2 separate regions of the Homo sapiens genome follow, and region 2 is linked to region 1. A link is a loop called in an ENCODE intact Hi-C map of the cell type or tissue named here. Cell type or tissue: PC-9. All regions are shown on one strand. Each heading gives the region's core, and the rest is flanking DNA. Links, peaks and the distances in the headings are about the cores only.

Region 1 (5,384 bases), core at 108-5,107:
ATACCTTTGATAGCAGGCAGGTGTGCCTAGCCAATATATTAGGAGCATGGTATTCCAGCACTCTGCACTTTTTTACTATAGAATTCATCTCAACCTGCTTACATTACATGAAAGTTTTGATTGATATCAAATTTTTATTATGTTTGCTTATCAAAGGATTTGTAATTATGCTTCAGTTGATACATAGATTGTTTATATTTTTCATGGTTACTTGAAGCACTTATATTTTCCTCATACTTTTACAAAGTAATCAAGGAAAAATACAGAGGCAGCTTAGTATATTAGTCAAAAGAATAATTAGACTGTCTTGGAACCTGGAATGTCTGAGTTCAAATTCAATTTTGCCGTTTTACCAGCTGTGTGACTTTGGGTGAGTTAATAAACCTTTTCGTGTCTCAGTGTTCTCACATGTAAAGAGACAATAATAAGCCTACCTGTTTCATGGGTCATTATGAGGATTAAGGAGTTAACATTTAAATAGTTCTTAGAACAACCTCTGACATATTTTAAGTACAAAAATATATACATATATTAAATAATAACTTTTCTAAAACATCCTACCTACAATCTTGTGTGCAAATTGGTGGCTCAATTCTGCAACTGTTGTTGGTGGTGTTGTTGTTAAGCTTTTGTTTGTCATGACTGTTATCAGTAATATTAATACAGACAGTTAACTGAACCCTTCCTCTGCACCAGGCATTATATGGACTATTTTCATTCTGACTCCCTGCATTCTATGAGACAACCACCATTGTAATCATTCTCACGTTGCCAATAAGGAAATGGAGAATGAGAATTCAGACTTCTCCAAGAAGTGCTGCAGACTGATTATAAATCATGCATCCTAAACACACACATATTAAAGTATCAACTAAATCAAACAGAATAAAACTTTTGTTTTTCTATCTACAAAATGCATGAATTAAAATATGCCCCAACTACTTAACTAATATATTTAGTAAGTAGAGGGATGGAAGCGTTTTCACTCCTTCAATACATTCTTCATCAACCTCTCTCACCTTACCCCTCTGTCACAGGCATTTCCTATGTCATGCGGTTTTTCTGATGTACGCTAGGTGGCAGTCAAAACCACGAACTCTTGAAAGAGAGTATATTCCTATTTTTCTGCAGCCTCAACCTCCAGGGCTCAAACGATCCTCCTGCCTCAGCCTCCTGAGTAGCTGGGGCCACAGGTGCGAGCCACCACACCTGGCTAACTTTTACATTTTTGATAGAGACGGGGTCGCCATGTTAGCCAGCCTGGTATCGAATTCCTGACCTCAGGTGATCTGCCCGCCTCAGCCTCCCAAAATGTTGGAATAACAGGAGTGAGCCACAGTACCTGGCCGGTAATTTTTAACTTCTAGCTATACACTTAGTTTTTTGTCCTTTTCAGTGGACAGAAATTATAATGCCTGTTTGACAGGGGATAATTCTGAGGCACTGGGAAGCCATGAGACTGCATGGATTGCACAGGCAGGCAAGAACATGGGAAGGAACAAGTGTCTTAGACACTTGTCTCAGTGGTCTAGAAAAATCATGCTAGCTGATTCATTCACTCCACAAACAACTGATCAACATCTTCAAGAAGCCTAACAATGTACTGAGTTCAGGGGACAAGAAAATAATTCAGACAGGCTCTACCTTCATGGTGGTGTTTGAAGAATAGGGATCTAGAAAACGGTAGGTAATAGTGGCTGTGCAAAAGATATCAGAGATGATATGAAAAGGAGGGACTAGACCATTTTACCCAGGAGTGGAGGTTAAACATAGGGTCTTTAAGGGAAACGTAAAAATATTAATTCTTTTCATTTTTGAAGTAAAATGACCATCGCTTCTCGGCCGTTTGGCTAAGAACAAGTGAAGTAAAATGACTGAGGATGACAGACATAAATACTGCTATACAAACATGGTAGCACTGAAATTGGCTCTTGCCTGACAGGAAGCAAAATTATAAAATTCATTATTTAGATATATCAATAATGATGGTGATCAGGCTGTAATAATAATGTTATTAATCATTATGTATCAATAAGAATACAGGTGTGTGACTTTACAATGTGCCTAAGAGCAACCCAATATTTTGATTGTAAACCACATTCCCTTAAACACACACACACCTCAAACAAGACCCCATAAAGCAGACTGCACTAAAGTGGAGGTTATGTAAAAGTCCAACAGAATAAGAACCCTCCCCCATTGTGTATTAATCTGTGAACTAAAAAAAAATTTCATTAAATTGAAAATATCTAATTGTCAACTAGCAATTTTAAAGAGTTTAGGCAGAAAATGAAATATAAAGCTTTTTTTTAACTTTTAGATTTTTCAAAGCTAGCAGAACTGCTGAAGAATAACAATTCAAAACATAGGTTTGCTTTGGTTTCAATCTCTGTAGCCAAAGGCATTTACAATGTAGGATGTTGTTTGTGCTTTCAGACACTAGATGACGCTCCAAATCAAAATGCCGGTAGTTGGACAGCCCCTGATCAAGCCGCCCGGCAAATCATTAACTGGGTTGACACTGTATTACTCAGCAGATTTCAAAACTCATTCACATACAGAGTCTTTTGGTGGACAAAAATAATTATTACCCACAATTGACAGTGACAGTACTGAGAAGCTGGGAAACTGAAGTAGGACCCTGGAGCAGCCAAGTACAGAGACTGGCTCCCAGGACCTTAGGAGTTAATACTATTCCTAAAGAGAATAAATTGTCAAATAGACAAGAAATTCATGTGGGTTGATGCATTCACTTCCCCAAAACAATTATTAAGCAGTAGAAATGATAACTACGCTGGTAGTGGAAATAGTTTACAGTAAAAGGGAGAAGACATGCAAAAACCAAAAAAAAAAACGGGGCCGGGCGCAGTGGCTCACTCCTGTAATCCCAGCACTTTGGGAGGCTGAGGCGGGCCGATCACGAGGTCAGGAGATCGAGACCATCCTGGTTAACAAAGTGAAACCCCGTATCTACTAAAAATACAAAAATTAGCCGGGCTTGGTGGTGGGTGCCTGTAGTCCCAGCTGCTCAGGAGGCTGAGGCAGGAGAATGGCGTGAATCCGGGAGGCGGAGCTTGCAGTGAGCGGAGATCACACCACTGCACTCCAGCCTGGGCAACAGAGCAAGACTCCGTCTCCAAACAACAACAACAAAAAAACAGGCAGTGATGTTTTATGTGGGTCAGTGTGAAGTAGAGATCAAAGGAGAAAACGGCCAATCTTACCAAATAATGGATGCAGAAATAATCTTCATGGAGAAGCCACTTTAATTATGTCTTAAATGAGAGTAACAAATTAAACATAAGAACCTGTAGGGGCTAAGGGAAAACTTACTCTTTGGCCTCTGAAGAGTCGCTGAAAACCACCGACAAGAGGAAGATTAATAGGATAAAATGCATCCAATTTATTATTATTATTATTATTATTATTATTATTATTATTATTTTTAGACGGAGTCTCACTCTGTCACCAGGCTGGAGTGCAGTGGCGCAATCTCGGCTCACTGCAACCTCCGCCTCCCGAGTTCAAGCAATTCTCCTGCCTCAGCCTCCCCAGTAGCTGGGACTACAGGCATGTGCCACCACGCCCAGCTAACTTTTGTATTTTTAATAGAGACGGGGTTTCACCATTTCGGCTAGGGTGGTCTTGACCTCGTGGTCTGCCCGCCTCAGCTCCCAAAGTGCTGGGATTACAGGCGTGAGCCATTGCACCCGGCTGCATCCAATTTATTAATGTGTATATTAATAAATTATCCAATTTATATCCAATTTATTAATGTGTATTAACATGTACAGGGGAAATTGTCCATTTTTATTTTTTAGATTCAACAAAGTATGGGCCGCCGTGTAGAAATAGGATTGCTAATAAACAGAGTAGGGAAACCCAGCAAGGCCTGTCTGTCTAGATTCTTCTTCGCCTCTCTGTGCAGCATTCCTTCCTTCTGGATCCTCTCTGGAATGCGGTCTGGTGATCTATGATCAAATAAGGTAGTTCAGATAATTTCTTTATGGCCAGTTTTTACACAGAAAAACAGAGGGAAAGTTAGAGTAATATTTTTAGGTTTTATGGCTGGGCTCTGGGGAAAAGGTGTTTTGATTTCTATGACCTAACTTGAGGAAGAGGAATTCTCATTTCTATGGCTAGACTCCGGGGAGAATGGGACTCAGAGACAGGAGGGCAGGAGAAGATCAGAGAAAAACTTTGGCTTCTGCGGTCTTTATTTTGGGGTATTGTTTTCTGAGTTCCAACAAACCCCAAGGACCTACAAAGACTGCATACTTTTTTTTTCCTTTTTATTAATTGTGAGATAACCACAGCATAGGCAATTTGTTTTTTGTTTTTGTTTTTGAGACAGGATTTTGCATTGTTGCCCAGGCTGGAGTGCAGTGGCATAATCATAGCTCACTGCGTCCCCAAACTTCTAGGCTCAAGAGATCCTCCCAGCTTAGCCACAACTGAGAGGTGCTACTAGCATTTAGTGAGTAGAGAACAGATATGACTAGAGGTTCATTAAGTGTTTTGAGCCTTTACAGCTTCAAAATTGTCTTTGCTAACCCCTAACTTTTGGATGCTACAGAGGGCCCCTGGAGTATCCAAAGGAGAGGTAAACAGGATCATTTGACACGTTTAGTTATATAGGATTGTTGAAATAAGGTGATATTTGATCTTCAGGTCATATTTCAGTGAAAACTGTGAATGTGTGTTCCAAAATTATAGGGGATTTCTAGAGTTCTGATATCTGAGTTTGTGTCATCAGTTATAATTAGAGTTATTGTGTTAGGCTATTGTAAATCACAGAGGTGACTAAATTTCTTTGTCAATTGTGTTTTTGACTGTGACTACCCTAGGACATTTTAACATTCATAGACAAATGTTGTCTTGTTTTGAAACTCTGCAAAGAATGGATTATAACCCTCAATTGCAGGTTTCTGATAACTTTGAAGATTGTGAACAGGAGTTAACTAGGTGAGCTGAACTATTGGAAAACTAATCTTCTTGACTCTTGCCTCTGTACCTAATTCTTCCTGGATGCAGGACAAGAACTCAGGCAAAGGTGCTGCAGCATAAAGTCTGGCCAGAGAAACTGACACTCCAGAGGTTTTGTAACAATATTTTATGTTAAATAATTTATACGTATTTCCTATTCTAAGCATTTCAAGTGATTGTAAAAACTCAACTCATGAAAACTTATAGCTGAGATGATGTATCCTGTGATTTTTAACTCAACTTTATACCAATCTAAGTTGATTAGCATTCTTACAAAGTTTAAGAAGTTAAGATTTGCCATATTAAGTATTGTCTTAAGATTTTTAAGAATTGAAAAATTTGGAGCAGTTTTGTTCATTAGTCAATTGGATACTTTAAAAGTCCAGTATGTCAGATTT
Region 2 (5,384 bases), core at 184-5,183, 260 kb after region 1:
GAAATAGGTAGATGAGGCTAAGACGGCAAAATGTTAATTATTGAATGTGGGTGATGAGTATACAGATAATTGCCTATTCTTTCACATTCTTTATATGTTTGAAAGTTTTTACAATAAAAAATTTAATTTTTCAAGAAGGCTTGACAGAGGCTGTGCTATTTTTAAAAAGGCCTTGAAGGATGAGCTCTGGGGCTCCAAGCAAACATGGCAGAGGTCAGGGCGAAGAAACCCGCACCATCTGAGATAGGGCTGGTCCTTTCACTTCTCAGGAGTTCCAGGCCCCCTTGACAGAGTGACCAGAAGAGGAGCTGAAAAGGTCGGACAGATGCAGAAGATGAAGGCCTCCCATGTCATCTGCGATCTTCTCGCTAGGCCACAGGGTACCTTAAAGGCATTAAAGGAGGTAAGGGACACAGTCAGAAACACATTCTGGGTTAGTGCTAACTTAGCTCTACTTACATAATCTGCCCTCAACTACATTTCCGGTGTTATCTCTCATCAATGCCCTTCCCAGTACCCCTCCAAAAAGCAATGTTTCAACTAGAGGGAACTTTCTTCAGTTTCTCCCATATTCCTTGAGGTTTAGGTTTGGAACACTACCCTACCCCGTTTTCTCACCCCACACCAATTTGTCTCATTTTAACACATCCTTCAGATCCAGATCTGAGCTTAAGTATAATTCATTCCAAAAATACTTAATTAAGCACCTATGGAGGACTCAGAGGTAAAGAAGGTAAAACTAGAACCTTTCTTCGTGAAGCTTGGAGTCTAAGTGACCCTCCAGGCAACCACCTAAAACCTTTGTGGTTGAGATCCAGAACTCTTTCTGTGGGCTACTTACTGTGTTAGGGCTGCACTTCTCACTTGCACTCAGTTGTTTTATTGTTAACTTCTGTAATCCTTTAGAAATCTCGCTCTCCATTGAATGAGCAGTACCTAGCAAAGTGCTTGGCTTTTGCTATTTCACATAAAAAGAATTTGAAAAAAATAGGCAATTCTCTGTCTCACTACCCATATACAAAGTGCTTATTTTTATTCTAAAAAAATAAAATTTTTGGAAGAATGAATAAATGAATATATTATTTAAGGGATCAGGAACTGGAGGCCAAAAGACTAAGAAGTTGTTGCAATAACTTAATGAGAAGTTTCTCATGAGTACTTCTAAGTACCTAAACTAAGTACCTCATTTTAAAAAGTGGTCTGAGTAGCTGGGCATGGTGGCACGCGCACCTGTAATCCCAGCTACTAGGGAGGCTGAGGCAAGAGAATTGCTTGAACCCGGGAGGCGGAGGTTGCAGTGAGCCAAGATCGTGCCACTGCACTCCAGCCTGGATGACAGAGCGAGGCTCCGTCAAAAAAAAACAAAAAAAAAAGGTGGTCTGAGGGCTGGGGAAGAAGAGCCAGATTTGAGAGCTAATTAGAAGGTTGAATTGAGGGCCTGCTGGGAAGGGAATCAGAGAGACATAAAAGGACAAGGGTAGTCTTCGGTCTTGGTAGCCAGTCTTCGGTTTTGGTATCTCATCAAAAATTTGGATTGTTGGAGGAAATTTAAGTTTGAGGAAAATGATGGAACATTCCTTTGGGGTTGCATTGCTTTTGAGATGCCCATGGACATGCAAGAAAAAAAAATAGGACAACTGTATATTCTGGAGCCCAGAGGAGAGAGATCTGGAGTAGAGACGATTTTCAATCCATCCGCACATGAGCAGTAGTTCATCAATCATTCCTTACCCTTCTTCTGTTCATAGAGTTGGGCCATTGATGAAATACAGAATCCCTGACTTGCTCACTAATACTCACACACACACACACGCATAGTATTGTGGTAATGGTAGTGCAGTTTTAGAACCTGGGGTTCTGCTCTTCCTTTGGAAGTGGTCTTTGAATATAATTTCAAACTATTCACAGAATATCAGATGCAGTTGTTCTTCCCCTTGTGAGAGAAGGCCCCATAAACGAAAGAGGATTTGACCAGCAAAAATATTTTTTACTTTCTAGTTTCTTTCAGAAATGTTCTTTCAGCTGGTTAAAATATTCTGAGTTTTATGAAAAGACAGAAGCCTATCTTCACTGAAGAACCTTTTGATGAATCTAGATTCTGGGGTTTTACAATGATAGTTACAATTGTACTGACATTTGTTGAGCCGTTAGTATATCGCAGGCACTGGACTTTGTCAGAAAATATAGGGGATCTCTGTGGAACATCAGTGTTATTTACTGAGGATAATTTTCTTTCTTTTTATTTTTTTAATCTATTTTTTATTTTTTTTTTACCCCCGAGACGGAGTCTTGCTCTGTCGCCCTGGCTGGAGTGCAATGGCGCGATCTCGGCTCACTGTAAACTCCGCCTCCTGGGTTCAAGCGATTCTCCTGCCTCAGTCTCCCGAGTAGCTGAGATTACAGGCGTGCACCACCACCTTGGCTAATTTTTTTGTATTTTTAGTACAGACGGGGTTTCGCCATGTTGGGCAGTTTCAAACTCCTGACCTCATGATCTACCCGCCTTGGCCTTCCAAAGTGCTGGGATTACAGGCGTGAGCCACCGCGCCCGGCCTGAGGATAATTTTCTTACTAGGCAAAAATATGAGAATTGTAAAAGTTGTTGAAACATATTCCTGATTTGCATTATAAAAAAGACCCAAAGAACATTCTTAGCGTATCATGTATGTGCCTGAATTTGAAGTTTGTTGATTGCTTCCAAGTTTTATTCTTAAGATACGAATTCAGCTATTATTAAATCCCTAATAAAAGGAGTACAATATGTGATGTATGGAAACATGTAAGACATTTAATAAGGTTTTTGGTATCTGTAGTCGTGGCCGAGTGGTTAAGGCGATGGACTAGAAATCCATTGGGGTCTCCCCGCGCAGGTTCGAATCCTGCCGACTACGGCAGTGGGTTTTTGCATCTTCAAGCAGGTTTCATCCGACCGATCGATATTTCACGTGTAAAAAGGCTTTCGATCTTTTACAAGTTAACATCAAAATGGATTTCTTGGGGATTCAGGGCAGGACAATTTCAATTTATGTCTCAGAGGTCCTCAAAATGGATTTCTCATTGCCCAAAGTAAACCTTATCTCTGATCTTTTACAAGTTACATCATAATGGATATTTCATTGTTCAGGAAGGAATCATTGTGCACAAGGATGGATTTCTCATTACCCACGAAGGAATCATACTTCATGAGTAAAACAAGTCAAAGGAACAAATAAAACTATATTTTGTTTTAATTGGAGGGTTTTGGGTTCAAAATCCTTATGATCAGAAAGAAATAAAATTTCATATATTCATGTATAGGAGGACGCGGTAATCCCAAAACGTTTTTTTCTATAGGTATAACGCCTGTCTTCGTTCGTCAGAGGGCCAGTGGCGCAATGGATAACGCGTCTGACTACGGATCAGAAGATTCCAGGTTCGACTCCTGGCTGGCTCGTTCGACTTTAGTGGAAACTTTGAGGTTTACATAAATGCCCCTTCCCTGGGCACTCATATACATTTTATGTATTTTATCATTTTAATTTTTAAAAGAATTACACAAGATGACAAAAATTTTTATAATATAGACTCCAGCTTCAGTTCACTATTGTTTTACATACATAAGAGTTTTTTTTTTTTAAATCACATCACTAAATTGATAAGTTTCAGAACTGACCAATTTTCACATTGCTTGATAAAACTTAATACAGGGGAATTTTTTTTTCTTTTTTTGAGATGTATCACTGTGTCGCCCAGGCTGCAGAGCAGTGGCGCGATCTCAGCTCACCGCAACCTCTGCTTCCTGAGTTCAAGCGATTCTCCTAGCCTCAGCCTCCAGAGTAGCTGGGATTACAGGCATGTGCCACGACACCCAGCTAATTATTTTTGTATTTTTAATAGAGAGGAGGTTTCGCCATGTTGGCCAGGCTGGTCTGGAACTCCTGATCTCAAGTGATCAGCCCGCCTCGCCCTCCCAAAGTGCTAGATTACAGGCGTGAGCCACCACGTCCGTTTGGGAAAACCTTGTGTCATTCTGTGAGAGTTACGATTGAGAATTCACAAACAGAAAATTTCTAGATAGCAAACAATTTTGGTTTCTTTTCTATCCTTTTCGCATACTCATAATTTCAAGAATCACTTGAAACAAAAATCAAGTCTCTTCTCTGCTCCCTGTCCTCTAGCAATTTTTAAAGTTATTGAAACATATTCCTGATTTGCATTATAGAAAACACCCAAAGAACATTCTCAGCTTACCACATATGCGCCTGAACTTGAAGTTTGTTGATTCCTTCTAAGTTTTGTTGGCAGGACGTGAACTCAGCTATTAAATTCCTGGTAAAGCGAGAGGTACAATATGTGACATATAATAACATGTACGACGTTTAAGAAAACTTTTGGCACCTATAGTCGTGGCTGAGTGGTTAAGCCTACTTTTTAAACATTTAAATAGCTTATTTTAAAATTATTTACCTACATATCTCTAAATAATATGTTTGTATGGACCTTCTGTTGACTTTATATAAGAGGAGTAACTGGTTCACTTTCTTCTTCACACCCCAGGACCCCCGACACACACATGCTCCCTTTCTAAGTCTTCTCATATGGTTATAGCACAATACATGATACTTTAATATTTGTAGCTTAAAATATGACAACTTTATAAACATAATTCAACAAGTGGGCAAAGAAATACATTGTTAAGTTTTCCTTTCCTTGCAATTTTTATTTTTCCCCGGCATTAGTACATAACTGTCTTTTCTTGTTGTTTTACTGCTTAAGCTTCTAGACACTTTTCATTAATTCAACCCCAAGCATTTCGTCAGTTGTCTAAACATTTCTCCAAAAGTTCAAAAGCTTTGCACAGTCTGTAGATTTCATCCTACTTTAAACATGTCTCCTTATGCATCTGTATTAGTTTGAGTAAACAGAAAAATAAGAACAGGAAAAAAAGTGTCACCTACAGCCTGCTCAAATCTGGACATGTTACTATATGTCACATATGGTACCTCTCATTTTACTAGGGATTTAATAATACTAGGTGAGTTCATGTCCTACTAATAAAACTCGGAAGGAATAGCTGAAATAACTTTTGAAGTTTGCTGTAAATATTAGTGTTTGTAATTATGCAGAACGGCGGTTTAGAGTTTTATCTTTGCTCTACCATTTACTAGCTGCATGACTTTGGGCAAGTTAGTTAACCTCTGCAAACCCCAACTTGCAGACAAACCCCAATTTGTCTCATTTGTAAAGTAAGAGTAATAGCAAGTATTTACTTCGTAGAATTGCGAGGAATAAATGATTCAGAACTTGGAATAGTGCATGGTATCTATTAACTGTTCAAACAATCAAAGCTAAAACTACTGCTTTTGTTATTTTTAATCTAATTAGGATAGTAATGTATTGCAACC

Evidence for each region. Hi-C counts contacts between places; a loop is a spot of excess contacts. Peaks named below come from ENCODE experiments on the same cell type or tissue, not always from the same donor. Only the 100,000 strongest peaks of a DNase experiment are listed, where the experiment ranks them.
Region 2: it touches region 1 in a loop (4-fold over the local background); 3 of 110 quality-filtered maps call a loop at or near these places.

Annotation. Positions count from the first base shown.
Region 1 is chr6:26,063,641-26,069,024 of GRCh38, forward strand. No RefSeq gene overlaps it. Among named protein-coding and RNA genes, the nearest start is that of H1-2, 9.9 kb to the left of the region's middle. RefSeq lists a silencer at 987-1,126 and an enhancer at 2,973-3,472. In PC-9, for the core only: CTCF peaks have their summits at 1,081 (motif pointing right), 1,281 and 2,451 (motif pointing right); DNase peaks (open chromatin) are centred at 2,481 and 3,931; H3K27ac peaks cover 2,375 bases.
Region 2 is chr6:26,324,780-26,330,163 of GRCh38, forward strand. TRS-AGA2-1 (tRNA-Ser (anticodon AGA) 2-1) reads left to right here and starts at 2,810; the gene lies at 2,810-2,891. It overlaps TRR-ACG1-1 (tRNA-Arg (anticodon ACG) 1-1), which reads left to right and starts at 3,361; the gene lies at 3,361-3,433. LOC101928743 (a long non-coding RNA gene) reads right to left here. Exons shown (of 3, transcript XR_241992.5): 2 at 4,231-4,308; 3 at 94-384. In PC-9, for the core only: no CTCF peak of the experiment used is centred there; DNase peaks (open chromatin) are centred at 3,062 and 3,372; H3K4me3 peaks cover 3,550 bases; H3K27ac peaks cover 3,198 bases.